Regions from separate parts of the Homo sapiens genome. Here region 2 is linked to region 1. Evidence: chromatin loops called from intact Hi-C (ENCODE). Cell type or tissue: heart right ventricle. All regions are shown on one strand. Links, peaks and the distances in the headings refer to the core of each region. The heading gives the core; the rest is flanking DNA.

Region 1 (5,438 bases), core at 352-5,351:
CTTTTCTAACTGCTGCTTGATTACTTTTCAGGAGTTATATCTCCTCCAATGAATGTAATTTTTAGTGAGCAGGCAAATTTAGGTGCCTGCCTCCCATCATGGAATCTGAAGGGGACAGATCCTTCCAGTTCTGAACCAGTAAAGCTAGAAGATGGGCCTGGGACCTATGCTGGGCCAGTCGAGAAAACGCGCCCTGGCTGCTAACTCATGAGGGAGTAAAGATGGTTCATCATAGCCTTAGACAGGCCTTTGCAAAAGCTTGCAAAGCTGCTCTGGTTCTAAGGGAGGAGACCACCCCTCATATTGTCTTGTGCCCAATTTCTGCCTCCAAAGAAAGAAGAAGTAAAAACTAAAAGGCAGAAATGAAATCCACAAGCAGACAGCCTGGCGCCACACCCTGGGCCTGGCAGTTAAAGATCGACCCCTGACCTAATTGGTTATTTGCATAAAAAAGGCACTGTGAAGATCCTGTCCTGTTCAGTTCCTTTCTAATTACCGGTGTATGCAGCCCCCAGTCACGTACCCCCTGCTTGCTCAATCGATCACGACCCTCTCACGTGGACCCCCTTAGAGTTGTGAGCCCTTAAAAGGGACAGGAATTGCTCACTCGGGGAGCTCGGCTCTTGAGACAGGAGTCTTGCCGATGCTCCCGGCCGAATAAACCCCTTCCTTCTTTAACTCGGTGTCTGAGGGGTTTGTCTGTGGCTGTTCCTGCTACCGGTCCTGCCTACTGATTCTGTGAGTCTGATCTTCCAGTTCTAGTTGTTGATTTTTTGAGGCACTAGTATTTTTCCAATACATATTTCCTTCCTCCTAAATTAGCCAGGATTCATTTTCTAGATGTTCATAGCAGATAAACAATACAGTAACAGAAATTCCATACTCTAAAAGTTGGAAGTTGCCTCTTTAGGAAAATCACTATTATCAGTTTGATTTATACATTTACAAATTTTTTTTTCTGTGCACTATACATGCAGATGGGCTAAATCTCTCTCTTTTTTTTGAGACGGAGTCTTGCTCTGTCACCCAGGCTAGAGTGCAGTGGCGCAGTCTCAGCTCACTGCAAGCTCCGCCTCCCAGGTTCACACCATTCTCCTGCCTCAGCCTCCCAAGTAGCTGGGACTACAGGCACCCGCCACCACGCCTGGCTAATTTTTTGTATTTTTAGTAGAGACAGGGTTTCACTGTGTTAGCCAGGATGGTCTTGATCTCCTGACCTTGAGATCCACCCGCCTCAGCCTCCCAAAGTGCTGGGATTACAGGCATGAGCCACTGCTCCTGGCCAGATGGACTAAATCTCTAGATAATTTGGGGTTATGGGGAACAAAGGGATTTTTACCAAAAAATGGGTTATGTTATATATATTCTTTTTTTGTTGTTTGAGATGGAGTCTTGCTCTGTTGCTCAGGCTGGAGTGCAGTGGCATGATCAGCTCACTGCAGCCTCTGCCTCCCAGGTTCAAGTGATTCTCCTCCTGCCTTAGCCTCCCCAGTAGCTGGGGTCACAGGCATGCACCACCACACCTGGCTAATGTTTGTATTTTTAGTAGACACCATATTGGCCAGGCTAGTCTCAAACTCCTGATCTCAGGTGATCTGCCCACCTCAGCCTCTGAAAGTACTAGGATTACAGGCATGAGCCACCGTGCCCGGACAAGCCACTGTGCCCAGCCTACAGTTTTGTTTTTTTGTTTTGTGTTTTTACATTTACATCTCTCCCAGACCTGGACTTTTTTTTCACATGATGATTTAAGTATTTTTTTCCTCAGGTGGTGATATGATTTGAATGCATGTGTCCCTCCAGAATTCCTATGTTGGAACTCAAACCCCAAGCTATTAAGAGGTGGGGCCTTTGGGAGGTGATTAGGCCATGCGGGCTTAGCCCTCACGGATAGGATTAATGGCACTATAAAGAGGCTCAGAGGGCTGCCTAGTTCTTCCATCTCTTCTGCCATGTGAGGACAGCGTTAGTCTCCTGAGGGACGCAGCAACAAGGTGCCATCTTGGAAGCACAGAGCAGTTCTTACCAGATAGTGACCCTGCTGGCACCTCAATCATGAACTTCCCAGCTCCCAAAACTATGAGGAATAAATTTGTTATTTATAAATTACCTGGTCTGTGGTATTTTGTTATAGTAGCAGGAAAAGACTAAAACAAGGGGATAGCCAACTTTACTGACTAATCTATTTTTTTCATGGATTTGAAATGCTAACTTCAAAATATACCAAGGGGGCCAGGAGTGCTGGTTCATGCATGTAATCCCAACGCTTTGGGAGGCCAGATCACCTGAGGTCAGGAGTTCGAGACCAGCCTGGCCAACGTGGCGAAACCCTGTCTCTACTAAAAATACAAAAATTAGCTGGGCATGGTGGTGCGTGCCTGTAATCCCAGCTACTCAGGAGGCTGAGGCAGGAGAACAGCTTGAACCTGGGAGGCGGAGGTTGCAGTGAGCTGAGATCACACCATTGCACTACAGCCTGGGAGAGTGAGACTCTATCTCAAAAAAATAAAAATGAAAATAAAATATACCAAGGAATAGACTCTCCCTAGAAGGGCCACAAGAGGCCTCAATCAGTGTGTGTCTCCCCGTAGTAACTGCACTCCAAAGGAGGTTATTCAGTTAGCACTTCATGGACTCCTTGGGATTCTGCTAAAGACAGAAATTTTGAGGTTGAATTTAATAATGTTCAGAAGCCTGAACTCCACCGAAATAAAGGATCAGGAAGGCCACTCAAGTTGCCCTACTCAGGGCACATACCTACTGAGGGATGTGTTCTTGAAAAAGCATACCCAATCTGAAAATGTGTATACCACAAGCTATTTTTTTCCAAAGTAATAAGGGCAAAGGAAGAGGTTAAGAGAACTCCGTCACACTGAACTTCCTAGGAAAATACAGGGCATATGCATATAAGATGGGATATATTTAACTATGAAGTGTGGCTGGAGTTACTAGAGAGTTTCACAAGTGTTAAGAGGCTTATCTGGGCTGGGTGCATGGCTCACACTTATAATCCCAGCACTTTGGGAGGCTGAGGCAGTATTGCTTGAGCCCAGGAGTTTGAGACCAGCCTGGGCAACATAGCCAGACCCTGTCCTTAAACAAACAAAAACAGCCAGGCACGATGGCATGCATCTGTGGTCCAGATACTCAGGAGGTTGAAGCAGGAAGATTGCTTGAGCCCAGGAGGTCAAGGCTACCGTGAGCTATGTTTGTGCCACTGCACTCCAGCTGGGGCAACAGCAAGAGCAAGACACTGTCTCCAAAATAAAAAATAAAATAAAATAAGGCTTATCTGCATTATTAGCATTAACTAACTGAGCTAACCGGCTTCAGTTGCATTAAATGAATACTGTGTCGGTATAGGCTGAGAACCAGCGAGATCAACCTCAAGGAGCAGGACTACACCAGCTATTTAAGATGTGCTGCCATCTGCTGGCTAACCTTGTGTTGCAGTCAAACCAAAAGTACTTACAGCAAAAAATGACAGCCACACAAGCCGGACATGGTATGATAACAAAAAACAAACCAAAGCAAACGCACCTCGTGCTGCACGCTGACCTTCCCTGGTGACTAGAAGTGGTGCCTGTCTCTTGGCGGTGGCCCATGGTGGTGCCTGTCAGGCACTGCTGAGCAAGCAAATCTCAGCACTGGGGTGAGCCTAAATAGAAAATGCAAAATACACTACATGCAGATAGGCCAGCGTAAGATTATGTGCCCAGTTCCCTCACCATGTATTATAATAGAGTAGCTAGGCTCATATATGAACTCACAATGCTGCAGGTTCGTGCTTAAAAGAAGCTGGAAAAAAGCATGTCACCCAGGATAGGCTCTGGAAGATACATGACTATCATCTCACCCCTTTTCTCCACTATCCTATCTCCCATTCCCTTGCCCCACCCTTCAGTAGTGATGATGTAAAGTACCCAGAGGCCAAGAGCCATGGTGGCTGGGGAGGGCCCCTGATGGGAGAGGAACATGTTCCATCCATCTCTCCTAAGGCAAACTGAAAGACATCTGACTGAAGGTCACCAGTGGAAATGGAATGGATTAGGGAACGTCCTGTTACTATGGGTAGTGAGGTAAGGGAAAACCAAAACCAAACAGATAGAAACCTAAAACGTTAATGTGATCTTTATTATACAGCACATCTGGTATTTGTGTATCCCAACAAGTATACAGAATACTCTATAAAACCAAACCCAACCCTTCAATATTACACTAATGAAGATTAACCCAGAGTCGCATCTCTTCAAAATGCACACAATTAAGACGGTCCTGCTGTAACAATATTATGGAAAGAGCCAGGTAGCACAAGAAAGGAGAGAGGATAAAGACTGAAGTGTGTGCCAAAGTCATTGTCTTTTGTTATTGCACTTTTATTCTACACACTTAGTATCTTACACTTTTATTTAACACTGTAATAAACATTAGTCCTTTAAAACAAAGAAAAAACATTACATGAAGACAAAAGACAACAGGCTGCCCAGACCAATTTTCTTTTCAACTATCTGGGCAAGGTGGCCTCCCCAGTGCTAGATGTCCTGATGCACCTCTGAGATCACCTCAATTGGACTGGATGTTAACAAAACAGATGAAGTTAAAAATGAAACCCTTTTAGGAACAGTAGTGCTACTGGAAACCTCCAGGAGAGTTTGGAATACAAGTGTCTCAAGGCCACTCCCTCCTTACCCACTTTAACATCAAACAAGCTCTATTCATCCCACCTCCATAACTGAAGGATTAACCTTCTTTTTCTTTTTCTTTTTTTTTTTTTTGAGATGGAGTCTTGCTCTGCTGCCCAGGCTGGAGTGCAGTGGTGTGATCTTGGCTCAATGCAGCCTCTGTCTCCTGGGTTCAAGCAATTCTCCTACCTCAGCCTCCTGAGTAGCTGGGACTATAGGTGCCCGCCACCATGCCTGGCTAATTTTTTCTATTTTTAATAGAGACGGGGTTTCACCATGTTACCAGGCTGGTCTCGAACTCCTGACCTCAGGTTTTAAAAAGTGGGTTACTTGATCCAGAAAATCCAAAAGCTTTGGAAATTCCAGGAAAGCAACTACTCTTTTGGCAGTGGACTCTTCCAGGGTTGTTAATCCCACTCTGACACAATATGGATGGACTAGGGAGGCTTCCTGATTATCCAAATGGAATACCAAGCATGCCATCATCTCTCCAAAGCAAGCCCAAAGGGGGCTTTAACTTCCCAAAGTGCTACTGTAATCACCAATTCCCCTGGGCCTCCCAGTGCTAAATAATAAGCCAAAGCCAAAAAATAAAGTGTCATTCAGTGCAGTTGTCACTTTGCAGCCCTGCAACCCCGAGGCACTTCTTCCATGAGGAAGAACACTTTGTGACCCTTCTTTGGCAGCTCAAGCAAAGACACAAGAATGCATTTGAGAGCTGACAGGTACTAGTCGAGAGTTCTATGAGTCCCCTAT
Region 2 (5,438 bases), core at 218-5,217, 120 kb after region 1:
CATGGAAGCCGCACAGCTAGCAAGTGGCAGGGTGTGGATTTTAGACCAGGTCTTCTGACTCCCAAGCACTCTGTGGGCCACTGAAAGGCTCATCCAGTGCCCAGCGAGCCCAGCTCTGGCACATCTTCCTGCCAGACACATTCACCTTAACCCCCTGTCTTTACGCCGTCCTCCCATCACATTTGTGGAAACAGTCTCAGCGCCTACAGTGACTTGACCAAGGTCACTTAGAAAGCATGGAAGTGAGTCTCACGCCCAGGGCTCTACAGGGCCTTTCCCACCATGCCACCATGCTTTGGGCTATCTGTTCCCCACCCCCACCACAGGAAGCTCTGCATCCTTGGCAGATTTGGGAACACGTCTCATGTATAAAGACGAGCAGGCTTAGAAAAGCATTGCTCTGCTGCTAGCTTGCCTGGCAGACATCTCCCTGGTTCTTGTTTGCTACTTTTCTCCTAGTGAACTATTGGTTCCCTCCTGAACCCCTGTTTTCCTGCTGTTCAGTTATTGTGCTGATGGGTAAGCTGCTCTTGGAGTGGAGCTATAACCTTCCATTAGGGAGCTGCCAGGTGCCTGTGTTGGGGGCAGCTCTCCCCAGTTCATTCTGGTGGTGCAGCATGGCCTTGCAGGAAACTCTTTCTGTTGCTTCTGAGCCCTCCTGATCCCGGGAAGCACAGAGAGACCTACCATGCAGAGTGAACCCCAGGGCTCTCAGCTCACTCGGCCCCTCCCCACCTGTCTCCTGCTGCCACTGCCTTCTCTTCCTTTTCCTCTGCTTAATAAGAAAAAGTTTAAAATGTTAGCTTGGGCTGGGCATGGTGGCTCACACCTGTAATCCCAGCACTTTGGGAGGCCAAGGCAGGTGGATCGTTTGTGCCCAGGAGTTCAAGGTCAGCCTGAGCAACATGGTGAAACCCCATCTCTGCAAAAACTAGCTAGACATGGTGGTGCACACCAGTAGTCCTAGCTACTTAGGTGGTTGAGGTGGGAGGATTGCTTGAGCCTGGGAGGTCAAGGCTGTAGTGAGGTGTGATCGTGCCACTGCACTCCAGTCTGGGTGACAGAGCAAGATCCTGTCTCAAAAAAAAAAAAAAAAAAAAATCCTAGCTTGGTGGGGCCTAGCCTGGAGCGGGCAGAGAAGGGGTATCTTGGCCGGGTGCAGTGGCTCATGCCTGTAATCCCAGCATTTTGGGAGGCTGAGGCGGGTGGATCACGAGGTCAAGAGATCAAGACCATCCTGGCCAACGTGGTGAAACCTCGTCTCTGTACTAAAAATACAAAAATTAGCTGGGCGTGGTGGTGCACGCCTGTAGTCCCAGCTACTTGGGAGACTGAAGCAGGAGAATCGGTTGAACCCAGGAGGTGGAGGTTGCAGTGAGCCAAGATCGCGTCAATGCATTCCAGCCTGGTGACAGGGCAAAACTCCATCTCAAAAAGTGAAAAAAGAAGGGGTATCTTGAGTATGAGAAGACCAAGCTGTCTTTGTTTCTACCTGAGACAGAACTGCAGTGGCTGGACTGCCTTTCATGGCAGCTAAATGAGGTAGATCATTTCATTGTTTTACGATGTCAGTATTGAGGGAGGATCAGTCTTATGCTAGGCACAGTGAATGGTCCAGATGAACATAAGATCTGATCCCTGCCTTATCATTTAATAGGGGCATAAGACCTATTTACAAATAACCCTTATGCAAGAACAGTGCTTGGTGCGAAAATATAAAGTCAAGATCCAGTACCATAGGAGGGGGATCATTTGCAGAAGTAGGGGAGCTGCCAGAAGTGTTCCCTGGCCCTACAGGTCAGAGCTGGCCCCAGAAATTGGGACCTATGTAATATGCTTTGCCAGGCTTCTTCACAAACCCCAAGTCATCAGCCAACCACAAATGTTTGTATAGTTTCCATGAGCCCAGGGTATGAGGACTCCTGATCTCAGTGATTTTGGCCTGCAAGCCCTGGCACTGGCTCCCAGAGATAGCACTGGGCCCTTATCTCTTCACACCTTCTTGAATTTGGGACTACCCAATCAACGTGACGCGTGTCGGCCATCAGTATTTAAGCCTGGAGTTCCTCACCAGACTCAAGTGGGTGCAGAATCCATGTCTTTCTGAACGACAGTTCTGCTGTGAGAAGCTGCCATTAGAGAGATCCAGCAGGCCCCAGGACTCAGCTGGCCAGCCGGTGACACTGCTCACTGCTCATTGTCCTCAGCTGTGGACCTCTGTCCCCCTCTGCTGGCCACTCACAGAATTTCCTGCTGGCACTGTCAAGATGAAGTCCAAGGAGGAAGAGACTGCTGTGAGTTTCCCATCTGTGCTTTATCTTGGGTGTTTTTGCCAGGGCAATGCTGGCAGAGACTGGGAAGCAGAAGCTAGTGCAGAAGTGGCCATTGGTGTCCAGGGCAGAGACTGGATTTCTGGGACAGGATCTCAGGGCAGAAGAATTCCCCTGGTGAGGCTGGCTGCTGTCAGCTTCCTCCAGGTGGTTATTGGAGTAGAGAAACTGCCTTGGAAGTGATGGTGCCTTAAGCCAACGGGCAGGGCAGCAGGGAGAGGAGGAGAGGACTCTGGCTGGAGCTGGCTGTGTTAGGATCTGCCAGGGAGCCCCCCTCCAGGCTCTAGTCTTTTTTGGCTTTGGAGAGCTCTTCGCTATCCTGGAAGGCTGGCTGGGAGGCTCACTTCCATTCCGAATCCATGAGACTGCTCTGTTTGTGAGAGGAGCTTCTGATCATGGGAGGCATTTCTGTGAGATGGGAGGGGTGAGGTGGAGTGCCTGTCTTCTGGGTGGTTGAAGGATGCAGGTGCACATGTCATGTGTCCTCGTGCACATCCCTTTCAACCCCCTTTGCCCCCCACCCCCACCCCTCCTCATTGATGCCTGTCACACCTGGGTGTCCTTATGCACACAACTCACAGTGGAACAGCTGGACTTGTGGAGGGGCATCTCATCAGAGCTCGGTCCTCCCGCGCTCGGTGATCCTCCCTGTCTCCTGCCAGATGGGAAGGAGCAGCCCGTGAGCCCCAGGGGAGGGGGAAATCTCCTAGAGCAATCCGCCCCTAATCCCCAGGCTGTGCCTCAGTCTGGAGATGGCGGCTGCAGAGTCTGGGAACTCAGGCACACCTGCTCGCAGCCCAGTGCTGCCCAGGGTCTGTGACCCCGGGGGCCTGACACAGTCCGCAGACAGCTGGGGCCTCAGAGCCCCGGGTACCTCATCGCCGGCACGGCTTCGGGAAACAGTGCCCACACAGGTGAGGCGTCTGGTGGGTGGAAGGAGAGAATTTCACCGGGCGGGGTGGAGTTGGGGGATGGGAAAAGGCCTGTTCTGCAGTTAGTCAGGTGGGCTGTGCTTACACTCCAGTCTCTCAGGGAGCTCTCCTCCAGGTATAGAGAACTGTTTGTGGGTGGGAGAAGGGAGGAGCCTTAGGCTGCCAAATGCTGGGAGAGCCCCTGGGGTTGGATGTGGGCGCCCTGTGCAGGAAGGCAGGTGAACCCTGGCAGAGATGCCTCCAGAAGCTGTGGCTATGTGGCACTTCAGCTGGGGCCCAGGCACCTTATTAAGTGGAGGGGTGTTCCTGGTTGTGGTCGCTTGTGTCTGTGAAGAAACAGTGACAGGAATGGGGACTGTGAAGGTCCAGTGAGTGCTGACCCCAGGGAGACAGTGGGAGAGGCCATAAGGAGTAAAATGTTTGGGTACTGAGAGTTTTTAGGGAATTCAGAGGATGGACAATGGAGAAGACCTGAATATGAGAGGGGAGCTCGGGGCCCCAACTGGGATCTGTGGGTGTGAGGAGACGAGGAGGGTGCAGGACATTTACTGGACAAAAGGGCTTTGTTCTCCACAGGGCAGACACTGAGGGGAGGATGTAGTTTTCATCAGAACTGAGGGGTGGCCCTAATGGAAGGGGCTAGAAGCCAAGGGTTAGATGAGAGGGATGTCTCCACCAGGACAAGAGAGTAGCCCTTAGGGTCAGGGCAGGAGGAAGAACTTGCTGGCCACAGGAGGTGGCAGGTGGAAGCCTCTACCTGGTGTCAGCTGATAATAGGCAGCTGGCTCTGCACTGCCTGGAGATGAGTAGTTGCTGCTTGAAAGGATGAGTGAGTGACTTTCCTTGTCTCTCGGTAGTTTGCACCTGAAATCCCCTTGTAGTAGAGCGAGATGCCTTTTAAAGCTACTGAGGGCATGCTCTGCCCTTCGAATCCCCCATGTGGCAGCTGGGGCCTTGCTACAGGGGTTTTGTCACCCCCTTGTGCCCATGGTGAACTGACTCAGGTCCATACTGCCCCACATGTGTCCCATTCAGTGTCTGAGCACGTGGTGCCTGCCCTCTTGAGAAAAGCCGCTTAGGCTCCCAGGCACCAATTAAACCGATAGGTAGGCTCTTTCTCCACCCCCACCCCTTTGCCCACCTGGGAGCACCCGGGTCAGCTGTGATGACACATCCAGAGCTGGAGTGAGCAGCTTCCTGTTACCCACATATCCTCACCAGGAAGGCAGAGAGCCACCAGCCCCACCGGGCTATTCCTGCTGAGTTGAAAAAATGGAATGGGGAAAGCCTCTGACTTCAGGACCAAGGGTTGGAATAATTTTTCCACCCTGCTCTTGCTGGAATGTTGGGTTGGTACAAGAAATTTCAAGTTCCTTCTCTCCCAACTTTACCGTAAGGTCACATGACCTCTTTGGGTTGAAGGATTTTAGCTGGCTGTAGGCTTTCCTCTCCATCCTAGTCTGGTTGACCTCCCCTTCCATCTGAGAATGGGTAGAAAAAGGGAATCTGAGCGTTCTTTATCCCGAGAGGGCCACTGAAATCAGAGTCACGGGGCAGCAGTCAGCAGATTGAAGCATCTCTGCTGAGTCACCCAGGCCTGCCAGCCCCGGGGCCGCACTCGCCTGCTGGGCTCTGACCCACTGGGAGCCCAGACCTTGCTCCCAGGAGCGGTGTTCTGCACAGGCCTGGGCCTGCTTGTCTAGACCCATAGACAAGCCAGGGTTGACACCTGACTCCATTGTCAGGATGACTGGGCTGCCCTGCTTTCCTAAAGGGAAGCATAGGAACCCCCAAAGCTTTTTCTTTGTCTTTTTTTTTTTTCCATCTAAGAGTGACCTTATATTGTCTTTCCAACTCCTGAGCAGATGGCTAACATGAGAAGGCCCCTTTCTCCCTGTCAGCCTGCTGTGGGGACCCTAACGGGTTCTTTGCGAGTCTGGGAAGGGGCTGCCTGCCTCAGAGGGAGGAGGGTCAGAGGTACAGCTTTCTCGTGCAGCTGGGAGCACAGGTGTGGAGCACATGTTCCTTGCAAATGGCAGCTGTTTCTGTGGTCTATCTTGAAAACTGCTTAATGCATTTACATTATGAAGAAAGAGAACCACGATTCACATTTCCCAATTTACATAGCTAGTGCCCTTCCCCTCCCTCCACACAGCTTCACTTAAGCCTGGATACT

The links. Hi-C counts contacts between places; a loop is a spot of excess contacts. Peaks named below come from ENCODE experiments on the same cell type or tissue, not always from the same donor. Only the 100,000 strongest peaks of a DNase experiment are listed, where the experiment ranks them.
Region 2: a loop joins it to region 1, with 5 times the contacts of the local background. A loop is called at or near these places in 70 of 110 quality-filtered maps.

Annotation. Positions count from the first base shown.
Region 1 is chr1:205,138,390-205,143,827 of GRCh38, forward strand. It overlaps DSTYK (dual serine/threonine and tyrosine protein kinase), which reads right to left. Exons shown (of 13, transcript NM_015375.3): 13 at 4,116-5,438. Among named protein-coding and RNA genes, the nearest start is that of RBBP5, 19 kb to the left of the region's middle. RefSeq lists an enhancer at 3,328-3,472 and a cis regulatory region at 3,400. In heart right ventricle, for the core only: CTCF peaks have their summits at 3,448 (motif pointing left) and 3,654; a DNase peak (open chromatin) is centred at 3,442; H3K27ac peaks cover 326 bases.
Region 2 is chr1:205,254,123-205,259,560 of GRCh38, forward strand. The region is part of intron 2 of TMCC2 (transmembrane and coiled-coil domain family 2); the gene reads left to right. Among named protein-coding and RNA genes, the nearest start is that of TMCC2-AS1, 20 kb to the left of the region's middle. RefSeq lists an enhancer at 3,211-3,720. In heart right ventricle, for the core only: a CTCF peak has its summit at 2,236 (motif pointing left); a DNase peak (open chromatin) is centred at 2,219; H3K27ac peaks cover 1,277 bases.